Linked DNA regions of Homo sapiens: region 1 is linked to region 2. The links are chromatin loops, found by intact Hi-C in ENCODE. Cell type or tissue: PC-3. All regions are shown on one strand. Each heading gives the region's core, and the rest is flanking DNA. Links, peaks and the distances in the headings are about the cores only. Region 1 has its middle 79 kb from the start of FAM174A. Region 2 overlaps LOC105379100 (a long non-coding RNA gene).

What was found. Hi-C counts contacts between places; a loop is a spot of excess contacts. Peaks named below come from ENCODE experiments on the same cell type or tissue, not always from the same donor. Only the 100,000 strongest peaks of a DNase experiment are listed, where the experiment ranks them.
Region 1: a loop joins it to region 2, with 2.2 times the contacts of the local background. A loop is called at or near these places in 3 of 110 quality-filtered maps.

Annotation. Positions count from the first base shown.
Region 1 is chr5:100,612,010-100,617,407 of GRCh38, forward strand. No RefSeq gene overlaps it. Among named protein-coding and RNA genes, the nearest start is that of FAM174A, 79 kb to the left of the region's middle. In PC-3, for the core only: no CTCF peak of the experiment used is centred there; no DNase peak of the experiment used is centred there; H3K27me3 peaks cover 491 bases.
Region 2 is chr5:100,427,179-100,432,576 of GRCh38, forward strand. LOC105379100 (a long non-coding RNA gene) reads left to right here. Exons shown (of 8, transcript XR_007058886.1): 7 at 2,684-2,789. Among named protein-coding and RNA genes, the nearest start is that of FAM174A-DT, 110 kb to the right of the region's middle. In PC-3, for the core only: CTCF peaks have their summits at 3,304 (motif pointing right) and 3,503; no DNase peak of the experiment used is centred there.

The sequences.
Region 1 (5,398 bases), core at 68-5,067, 180 kb after region 2:
TGATTAAGAGTTTCATAGATGTGAGTAGTTTAAGGGAAAAATTATTAAAGGATACATTTCAATAAGAAATAAAATGAATCCAGAAGAACAGAGTGGAAAGCAGGAAGAAATGATTAAAAAATTAATTGATAAACCATGTTGTTTAATACAAATAAGTTTAGAAGAAGAAGGAAGAATAAACAGTTGGGAGAGAAGGCAAAATATATTTCTGTACTGGCTTTGAAATTTTTCAGAAAACTTTGAAAGTAAATAAGTCTGTTTTGTATTTAAGGCTGATCAATAAGGTTAAAAATAGAATGTATAACTTAATTATGAGTAATGGGGAAAAGGAGGAGCTTATGAATTCAACAAAAGGTAAAAAGAAAACAATGTATCAAAGGCAGCATGGAATACAAACAAAATTGCAAAAGGATGAAATACACATTAATATTAATATTCACAATAAGGAAGATAATAAACTTGTCTTTTATAAGAAACTCTGAAATTGAAATTGTAAAAATATAACTCTATTAAAAATTCACCCATTGTAAAACAATACAAAGTGGCTGAAAATAAAAGGATGAAAAAAGATTCATTAGACAAAGATTCAAAAGAAGAGTAGCATTATCTAAAAAATGTAATTTAAGGCAAAATAATTGAATAGAATATAAGGAGTTTACTTAATTATATAATATCAATCATATACTTATATGTACCTGAAAGCATAGCCTAGAAAAAATAAGGTAAAACCTGAGATAATTACTTAAGGGAAAAAAAATTAATAATTATAGCATACTTTTAATACAGATTTTGGAAAATAAAACTAAAATATAAGAAACGCCATTTTCCCCCTTGTCCAGTATTACACTAGATTGGTGGTATAAAAGACCTTATAACTTTAAACAACTAGATCATAAACATGACACACTTTTTGAGGCAATGCTGGTCTCATATGAAGTAGCAGTGGTCTCCAAGGATAACACCTCCTCAAACAGGTAAGCAAACAACAAAACATGAACTGGTGCTAGAGATGCAGGTGGCTGTAAAGGCAAAATCAATATGAGTACTATAAAAACTATCTGAATAGTTGGGACAAAATCAAGATGAAGGAACTATGGCTGGGACTCTTTAGTGAGAATGTTCACCTGGGAAAACAAACAAACAAGCAAAAGACCAAAGAGAATCTCCATGTAACTGGTACTTACCAGCTACCACAAGCAGCTGGTGGGTTTCTGTAGGAAAGTTTTCCCAATTTACACCCACAGGACTTCCAAAAATTAAAATAAAGTAACTAGCTCACATTCAAAGATAACAGAACACAGGAGTTTTCAAGGCAACATGAGTAACAGTAAAAATAAAGTATCATATTTGTACTACTAAGGGTTGAACAAAGAGTAGTTTACATCAGGGGTCCCCAGCCCCCAGGTCACAGACCAGTACTGGTCCATGGCATTAGGAACCAAGTTGGGCTGCACAGCAGATGAGTGGCAGGCAGGAGAGTGAAGCTTCATCATCTGTATTTACAGCAGCTTCCCATCGCTTGCATTACTGCCTGGCTTCCGTCTGCTATCATATCAGCAGAGGCATTAAAGTCTTCCAGGAGCATGAGCCCTATTGTGAACTGGGCATGTGAAGGATCCAGGTTGCATGCTCTTTATGAGAATCTAATGCCTGATGATCTGTCACTGTCTCCCATCACCCCAGATGGGACAGTCCAGTTGCAAGAAAACAAGCTCAGAGCTCTCACTGATTCTACATTATGGTGAGCTGTATTTACAATGTATTTAATAATAAAAATAGAAATATAGTGCACAATAGATGTAATATGCTTGAATCATCTCAAAACCACCCCATACCTGCCTCTCCCTTATGGAAAAAATGTCTTCCACTAAACCAGTCCAGGGTGCCAAAAAGGTTGGGGATCACTGTTTTAGAGGATCTATGAGGCTTTGCATAAGATATTAGTAAATGAACTAATAATAAGGAATTAGACGATCCTTCAAAAGGATTAACAAGAAGAAATAGACAATTACAAAGATGAGGGAGAAACACATGATTACTAGAAATGTATAGGCAAATGTGAATGAAAAATGCAATTGATGGAAATTAAAAGAACACAATATTAGAAGTAGAAAATCAACAATATACTAAAATCACAGAATACATATAGTGGAAACTAGAAAATATATCTGAAGAAATTACCTTGTTATGAAGTAAGATATTTTGGACATATTTGGAAAGTATAGCTAACGAGATTTGCTCATGAATTGGAGACAGTTTATAAAAGAAAAAGAGGAATCCAGAATAACTACAAATTGTTTTGATTTAGCAAATGGCAGGATGGAATTGCATTTAAAATGGAGTCGGTTTGGAGGAGGACTACCAGTATTTCACTTCAAGATATGTTAATTCTGATGTATCTGTTAGACACTGCTATTATCAAGTAAGCAATTAGGAAAATAAATCTGAAGATCTGAGAGAGATTCAGACTAGAGAGATACATTTAAGATATGTTTAGTCATCAGTTTATAGGTGATTATTTAAAGCATGAGCTGAAACATGATTGCAAAGGTCATACTGTGTAGCATAGGTGGGGAAAAGGGAAGTGTCAAAGATCAAGTCCTGGAACATTCCAACACTGAAAGGTGATGGATACAAGGGGAAGAACAGAAATTGGAATCTTTTGAATAGGGTGTGATTACACGTATAAAAATTTGTGCCAAGCACAGTAATCTGGTAGTGAGAAAACCTGAGTTTGAGTTTAGGCTTTATTCTAATGAAGTAGTTGGCCATGGGCAAATTACTTAGTCTAAAGGAACTCCTCACTGGTTCTTCACGTAGCTAGTCAGATCCGGTTATCTTTTAGGGTCAACTTAAACGTCCCTTCTCCACAGAGTTCTCCCCTGTGCATTTTTAACAATCACCCAGGCAAGTTATTCCCTACTAACACTCTTGTTTATTTCATTTGCTGTACATAATTACAGTCTAAATTTGGCCTATGTGTTTACTTATTTAATTTAATTGTATGTCTCCTCTCTCACCACCAGAACAGAAATGTTTACTTTATATAGGTGAGCTTTTTGCATCTTTCATTATCTATCCTCAATTTCTAGTGTAGTTTCTGGCACAGAATTGCATCAATATATCATGAAGAAAAAAACGAATAAATTTCCCAAGAATGAGAAACACTGAACTGAAAACTTGTTTGTGTACCAAAAGACATTCCACCAGCTAAGCAAATTAATTCATATTCTTGGGCATTAAATATTTAGCACGTTGCTTAACGATTCTCCTCAATTTTCTGAAAAATAAAACCTTTATATTTTTAGAAGTGGACTTTTCAGATTATTAGTGTGTCTTTTCTTCTGTCTGCTTATACCCATTGAGTCCAGACATTTTAAAACATTGCTCAAAAAATTTCTTACTATCTACACAGGAGAAACAACAGTTCTGGAGAGACTGCTAGAGGAATTCTTCCTCACACAATACATAAGTATGCCTGCACACACACAAACACACACACACACACACCCACAAACAGACACCCACCCACACACACACTTAAAGGTCATTCTTCTGCATTCTGAAGCATGTCATAGACTGATAGGTTTGGATTACTTTTCTACCCGCGAAGCCTTTCCACATACCTTTAGAATTGAAATGTTATTACATGCAGCACCATATCTAAATTCCTAAGGGAAATGCTTTGAATTATCCCTATCTCCTGTTCTCTTTGCCACATATATTTAGAATTGCCAAGTATTTGCTTTCATTTGGCAGATAACTATAACAAAGAAACTCTTTCTGTCATGTCTTTTGCTTTTGCTAATCAGACTCTGTAAATACATGGAGAAGGAATAGTAATAACTTTTGAATAATGAGATGTCACGAATTTACACATGTAAATGTGTGCATTTGGTTTTATAAGAACTTATAGAAACAGGAATTTTATCAAACTATCATAAGCAGAAAGCACAAAGTTATTAAAAAAAGAGAATTCTCACAGGAAATCAAATGATTCTCATGGAGAAACTATGCATTTCCTTAGTAAGGATAGTAAATGGCATATTTGCAGCTCCCTATGTGACCACTCAGCCACATAAATTATTTAAGGACCACCATTGTGACTTTTACAGCTAAATAAACTCTGTGGACGTTTGCTCTCTTATGTGAGTGCCCCGAATTTATGATCTCTCCATATTTATTTTCCTGAATAAAGGAGCTTTTTAATTATCCTGTGAATTGAAGGATCTCTGGTTATATTATTTATGAGAAATAAATTCAGCAAGATTGAAGAATCTTTGAGAATTTCCTTCTAGATTCTCTTTTGACAGATTTAAATTAAAATTTAAGTTTAATATTTTTAATTTGAGAATTTAAAATTATTTTCTCTTTTCTCAATGTTTAGAGATTTTAACAGCGTCTGCCAGCTTAAAGTGAAAGGAACGTGGTTAGTTGGGATCTCTTGAGTCAACTGATGTGTTCTTTCTCAGTGACGGGAGGTACACAGTACAATATCACGCTTTACACTTCAGAGGTGATGTCCTGACATTCCTCGAACAACCGGATAGCTAAAATCTTCACCAATAATAGGTTTCTGAATTTTTAGATTTTATCTCTCACTTTTTGAACACACATATGTCTTTTTAAGGCATTAAGGATACTTTTCGGGAGTGTTGTGGCCAGTGGACTGAAAATACCTTGGCCCCTCCAGTGCGGTAGGTGCTTAACCTCGAGGGGTCAAAGAGCAAGGCAACTGGACCTGTACAAGCCCCCAGGGTTAGAGCATGCAACCCAAGTGTGCTGAACTGACCCTTGGTCTCCTGAAATCTTCTAGACATGAAGCCAGTTGACTGAACCCACATTATACCACAGTCAATTCCACAAGGGCACCAAAGAAAATAAAAGCAAAAAACTCATCCAAACGACAGCAGTTTCAAAGATTAAAGGAACATCAGCCCACAAAGGTGAGAAAGAATCAGTGCAAAAACTCTGGAAATTCAAAAACTATAGAGTCTTTCTACCACCAAATAACCAGGATAGTTCCCCAGGAATGATTCTTAACAAGGGTGACATGGCTGGAAGGACAGAGATAGAATTCAGAATCCAGATACGAACAAAGATCATCGAGATTCAGGAGAAGGGCAAAACCCAATCCAAGAAATCTATGGAATCCAGTAAAATGACACAAGACCCGAAAGTGAAAATATCTCAGTAGGTGAGAGGATGGCTTCATAGTCTTTCTCTTGGCATTTCTTATAATTACAGCCCTTATCCAACAGTCAGGAAACAAAATAAGGGTTCAGCAGCTGCTAAGTGTATATACCTGAATTATGTGCTCAGAATCTGACAAAATGACCACAGGGTGCATTCATGGAGATCAAATCTACAATGAGTTGTACTCATGCCATTTTTCCAT
Region 2 (5,398 bases), core at 325-5,324:
TGAATAATTTAACAACTTGAAACACTTGTTCGCATCTTCCCAGAGAAATTAAATCCCAAATCCTGCTGAGTATCCATTTACCATCACAGCAAGAAAATAAAGAACAACAGACTATTTAAGTGTCAGAATTTCAGGTGGCTTGCATATCGTAAGGTGCACTGGATAAGAAGTAAATAAGGAGCCACAATAAATGTTACAACATAGCATTATTTTTACACCATTCCTACACATTTTACAGAATCTCCAACCATGCTTATCAATTTCTTTCAGTTTTGCAAGTTCCTAGAGGATGTTTTGTATGTGATCCAAAACCTACTTTTAGGAATAATTCATATGACATCTATCGTTTTCTTTAGTTACTTTGAACTTTTTAAATTACCAAGTCCTCTGAAGGGAATCATTGAAATTTCCAACAGTGTCTGCTGAAGGGGCTGTTCCTACAAAGAGGTTTTGAAAGTATTGATGACACCTCTAATGTTGTCAATGACTGTGCCAAGACTGGTAACAATGCTTGAAAAATGGATGCCTATTGGAATATCCCTGACTCCTGCTGCTGCCAAGGTTGCTGGCAATGACACTGCTGATGCTTTGTCCTCACAGTGGGCTCCTCAGTTAGTACTTCCTTCCTCCCTCCCTCCCTCCCTCCCTCCCTTCCTCCCTTCCTTCCTTGTGCTTTCTTCTTTTTTCTTTTTTTATCCTTTCCTCATTTATTTTTTCATTTGATTTTTTAATTTTTAATATGAAAAACAAATTCATAAATACTAGACTGAAAACAATCTTAGTGTTTTGAATCTAAAACAATCTTTCTCTTATCAAGACATGTGGTACTTGGGCCACATAGGTGGATTTTAGCCCTGTATCTTCAAAGTTTCATAGGCTAAATTTCTAGTAAAAGTAGGTTATTCAAGCAGAAATAATAGAGCATAAATAAAAGATATCAGAACTGCAGGTGTGAATCTTGGAGTCAAATACCATGCAGTGAAAAGCAGATGCTCTCATGAAACCGTGGAGAAGGTTGTTTCAAGAAGTGAAGCTGAAGAACAAGGTGGGCAGCAGTGGCTGCAATTGGGGCCCTGTTAAGCTGTCAGACATTGGGAAAGTTGACAGTGGTATACAACACTATAAATTTCAATCAGTACCAAGAGGTCACATCCACATCCCAGAATAAAGAAGAAGAAGAAAACAAAAAGACCTAACATTTTAGAGGAGGAAACCTATTGCCAATTATAGGGAATCTCTTCCTCCAATCACATAATTTCATTCCCAGGTAAAGATAATATCCTAAATATCTAGTTAAAGTGAAGCCTGATAAGAGGGATAGAGGTAGAGTATAAGATATATTAATACAAACTGTATAGAATGAGTGCTAACACATTAGAAAGATAGTGAGAAGACAATTATTGAATATAGCTGGTTTTAAGATAATATTATCATGTAATTTTGTTTTATAAGCAATCATTTTAGACATAATTGAAGAAACAATAATTGCAATGTGTTTTGTTAAGCCTAGCCTAACATTTCTCTCATTCAGCCTTTATTGTCTGCATTCTAAGGCACATTCCAGAAAAAATAATATTGCTATAGAAAACTGTAAATGATGAGCATGAACAATGAAATTCAAGCTGCTTTTAAGTATTCATGCTAAACAGATATACTGTCATTCAGCTAAAAAGGGAAACATGTTCTTGTTTATAATAACTTTCCAAAAGAATCTGATGATATCTAACCTCATGCCATTTTCAATAAATTGTAAAATAATAATATGATCCCTAAGAACCCTGAAAGTGATATTTGTAAGGTGGGAATCTTCATGAAAATAAAAAGAAATAAAGTCCACAAGTGCAAATACTTAAATTGATACTTAAATTAAGAGAGAATAAACATCTTAAATCCTGGAGAAAAAATTTCAGATTGATTAATATCAAATCACAATTATTCAAAGAATTAAGTTAACAAAAATGCAAATTTTATAATATTTTATCAAGTACACATACAATCTACCTAAAATATAAACCACCTAATTTTGTAATATTGTGCTCTTTTTAACATTTATATGTATATAAACATTGCATTTAATTTTATATTTTCCTGTTTATGACAAGTTATTGCAACAATTTGTGTAAGAGGACATAGTGTCTGAATCCAATCTTCCTTCACTTTCCGAAGGCCAATCTTTTAGAGAGAAGAGAGGCTGGTACAAATGGATATACAGAGTTTCTTCTGTATGTTGCTGGATATATATTTAATTTCTCAATTTCCCTAGAAATCATACAACTGTAAATATCAGGCTTTTAAAAACATACTGGACTTTGAAGGGACTGTTTTTATCTAAATAGCATGTTACATTGGATACCTACTGTGAATGCTGTATTTTGCTTTTATGTTTGATCATTCATTTACTATTTCCTTCTCTAAACATGAAAGTGGACATATTTCCATGCTAATAATGAAATGTTACCCACATTATTTGGTTAGGAAAACTTTTCCTGCATCCAGTGAACAAACTCAGATTTATTTTTGGCCTTAATGCTTGTCATCTTTTCCATCATGAACCCATAAGATTCATATATCCAGATGCAGTAATTTAGGCTGCCACTTACCTAAGAGCTGTGGTGATGCTATGAGTTTTACCTTTCATTGCACCTCTGGTGTCGGTTCATTTCTCATCTTCCATGTCCCATAGAGCTGCTCCAAGTACAGAAAACCCTTTGAAGTCACTTGGAACTTTGTGCTCCGATGAGGCCTGAAGGACATGCAAAGTAAGAAACATGGCCATGCTTGCAAATAAGGTGAAAATTCAATCATCTTTACTAACGGTATACCTAAATGCATATCTATGTGTGTCTGTGTGCAGTAAAAACAGCACAGCAAACTTTAATTTTGCAAAAACAGAATGTTTATGTGGATCTATCTATTACACTTAAGCCAACTTATTTCACATATGAAGAAATAGACTAAGTATATTAGTGAAAGTAAATGCCTTCAGGTATCATATAAAAGATATTTATTTGTGTAGTAATATCCAATCTAATATTTAATTTACTCTATATTCCTTTTAAAATAATGTACATTAAGACAGACTTTGAAGAAAAACAAAGTTAATTTTTCTGATATTCTGATATCTTTACCTACATAGGCCAAAATTTAAAAATCAACTTAAAAATAGTCTTCATTTTTCTTTATAAGCATTTTCCAGTGTACCAATAAATGAGCAGTAAATGAGCATGCAGTTTTGGGGCTCCAGGTGCAAACCACATTTCTCACTTGCCCATCCGCATTGCCAGTTAGGCTCTGCCAATAGGTGGAGCTAGAGGACGACTGCAGGGCTAGAGAATTTCCCTGGAGCTTTCTGCCTACTTTCTGCTCCTGTCAGCTTCACCCAGGCCCAGCTTTTTAATATTTGGGAAAAATTTTGCTCTAATAGCTTCAGCAATTGAACCGAATTTGCATTTTTCCCAACATTTGTAGAATCAGTTCCATCACAGGTCCTCAGAAACACTAGCACCTACTGCTCAGCACCCACTCCTCAGAAATCTGGTATTCATCTTCACGGGGAGCCTTCTCCAAGTTACTAAATTTCAATCATTTCAGTCTGTTCCCTTTGATTATCCAGTCCTAAGGATTTCAGTTGTCACCTACAATTATTATCTTTGTGATACCATGGTTAAAACAGTTTTGTAGTAAATTGTCTCATGTTAAAATGTCTGATTTCATTTCTGATTTCTGAATTGACTCAGAATGGAGCATGTATTTACTTTACTCCATAATTATTTCAGTTTTATAAACATGACCACAGATTTGGGGTCTAAAGGACAACTGACAGCAACCAGCTGTCCTAGACAAACCAGAACATATGGTTATCCTAGATATGAGATTAAATATAATCCTAACTGAAATTCTAGGTAGCAATGTTATTTTCTTAATAGTTAGAACCAAAATTCTTCCTGGCATTGACCCCACATACCTGGAATCTAAGAATTGCTGCCTTATCTTTTTCTGTTGCTAGTCAGGTTGCAATATTGAGAATTGAACTCCATATGACTGTAGACAGAGGTACTGGTATTGCATGAATTGGTAACACACTTTTGTAAGAACTTTTGTAAGATCTTTTGTAAGAACACGTTTGATTATATTTCTGCTCTGCCTAAAACCATTCAATGGTTACCCAATTACATAAGATAAAGTTGAGATTTAGACAGTCGTTTCTCTGAGAAGTCCCAAAGAGTGGGTTATATGCTTCCTGAATGAATACTCCCACAACACTTACCAACTTACTGATACCATAACATTCAAAATAACATTACAATTACTTGTTTACTTGTCTGTATCAAGCTTTAAGCTATCATGTCTATGAAACCAGAACCTATGTTGTGTTCGCCATTGCTAGTGAGGAACACACTGTCTAGAACACAGGATAATCTCAATGTACATTTTATTTCTACTTTATATATACAGAAAGAAAAATAGTAAAGGCAGTACTAGAATAAGCTCCCATTGTACAGGGTCAGCACCTCAATTTTTTGGATGGTTACTCTTTAAGTAAGAGTATAGATAATTGGGAAGGAAGGAGATACTGCTTTATCATCAGAAAAAGCAGTTTACTCTCAAACAGCAGACAATATGCTAACAACAGCCAGTTATTATAGTTCTTTATCTCTTGTAGTCAAGGGAAATTCTTCCTTAATTCTGACAATTGTTTGAGTGTAAACCTTAATATTAGTTATTTTCATCATTTATTTGTGCCTGCATTGGTATTTTATTAACAGGTTAACAAAGACTAAGTAATAGAGTGAAGTAAAATGCTATTCTTCCAGCCACCATTCTTATTCTTAAAATTATTTCATTTCCAGTATGTCAGAGATGATATCTTTCTTTATCAATAAATTTAAGATATTTGGATTGAAATATTTTAATGTACAATTTTTTAATATCGCACTTCTTTTTCACTTACTAAATACACACACAATCCAGAAAATACCTTCCTGTGATGGGAACTATAGGAGCTATGCAAACTATTTTCAAGGTTTAAAATATCAATATTGAATTGAAATATTTTAGCCTATGTGTCATTTGAAAAAGCATCAAAGATATCTTATATAAAGAACATTTCAAAAATTAGTTTGTGAAACTGAAAACTGGAGTATGTTTTCCACTACCTTGGGGGAGTGGAGAATTGGAATTGACTTCAATGTTGCAGGTGAGCAACAGTATATACTTAAATTTAAATGTTCTCTTTCTATTTTTTCTAATTTACTATCATGGGAAATAGGATGATGATTCATTTCTCTGATAAGAGTAATTGATAGAAGTCTAAATAAATATGGGATTTCTATGTACATAATTTAGGGCTTTTCTTCCATAAGACATCTCTCTGTTGTACTCACACCCATACAAGTAG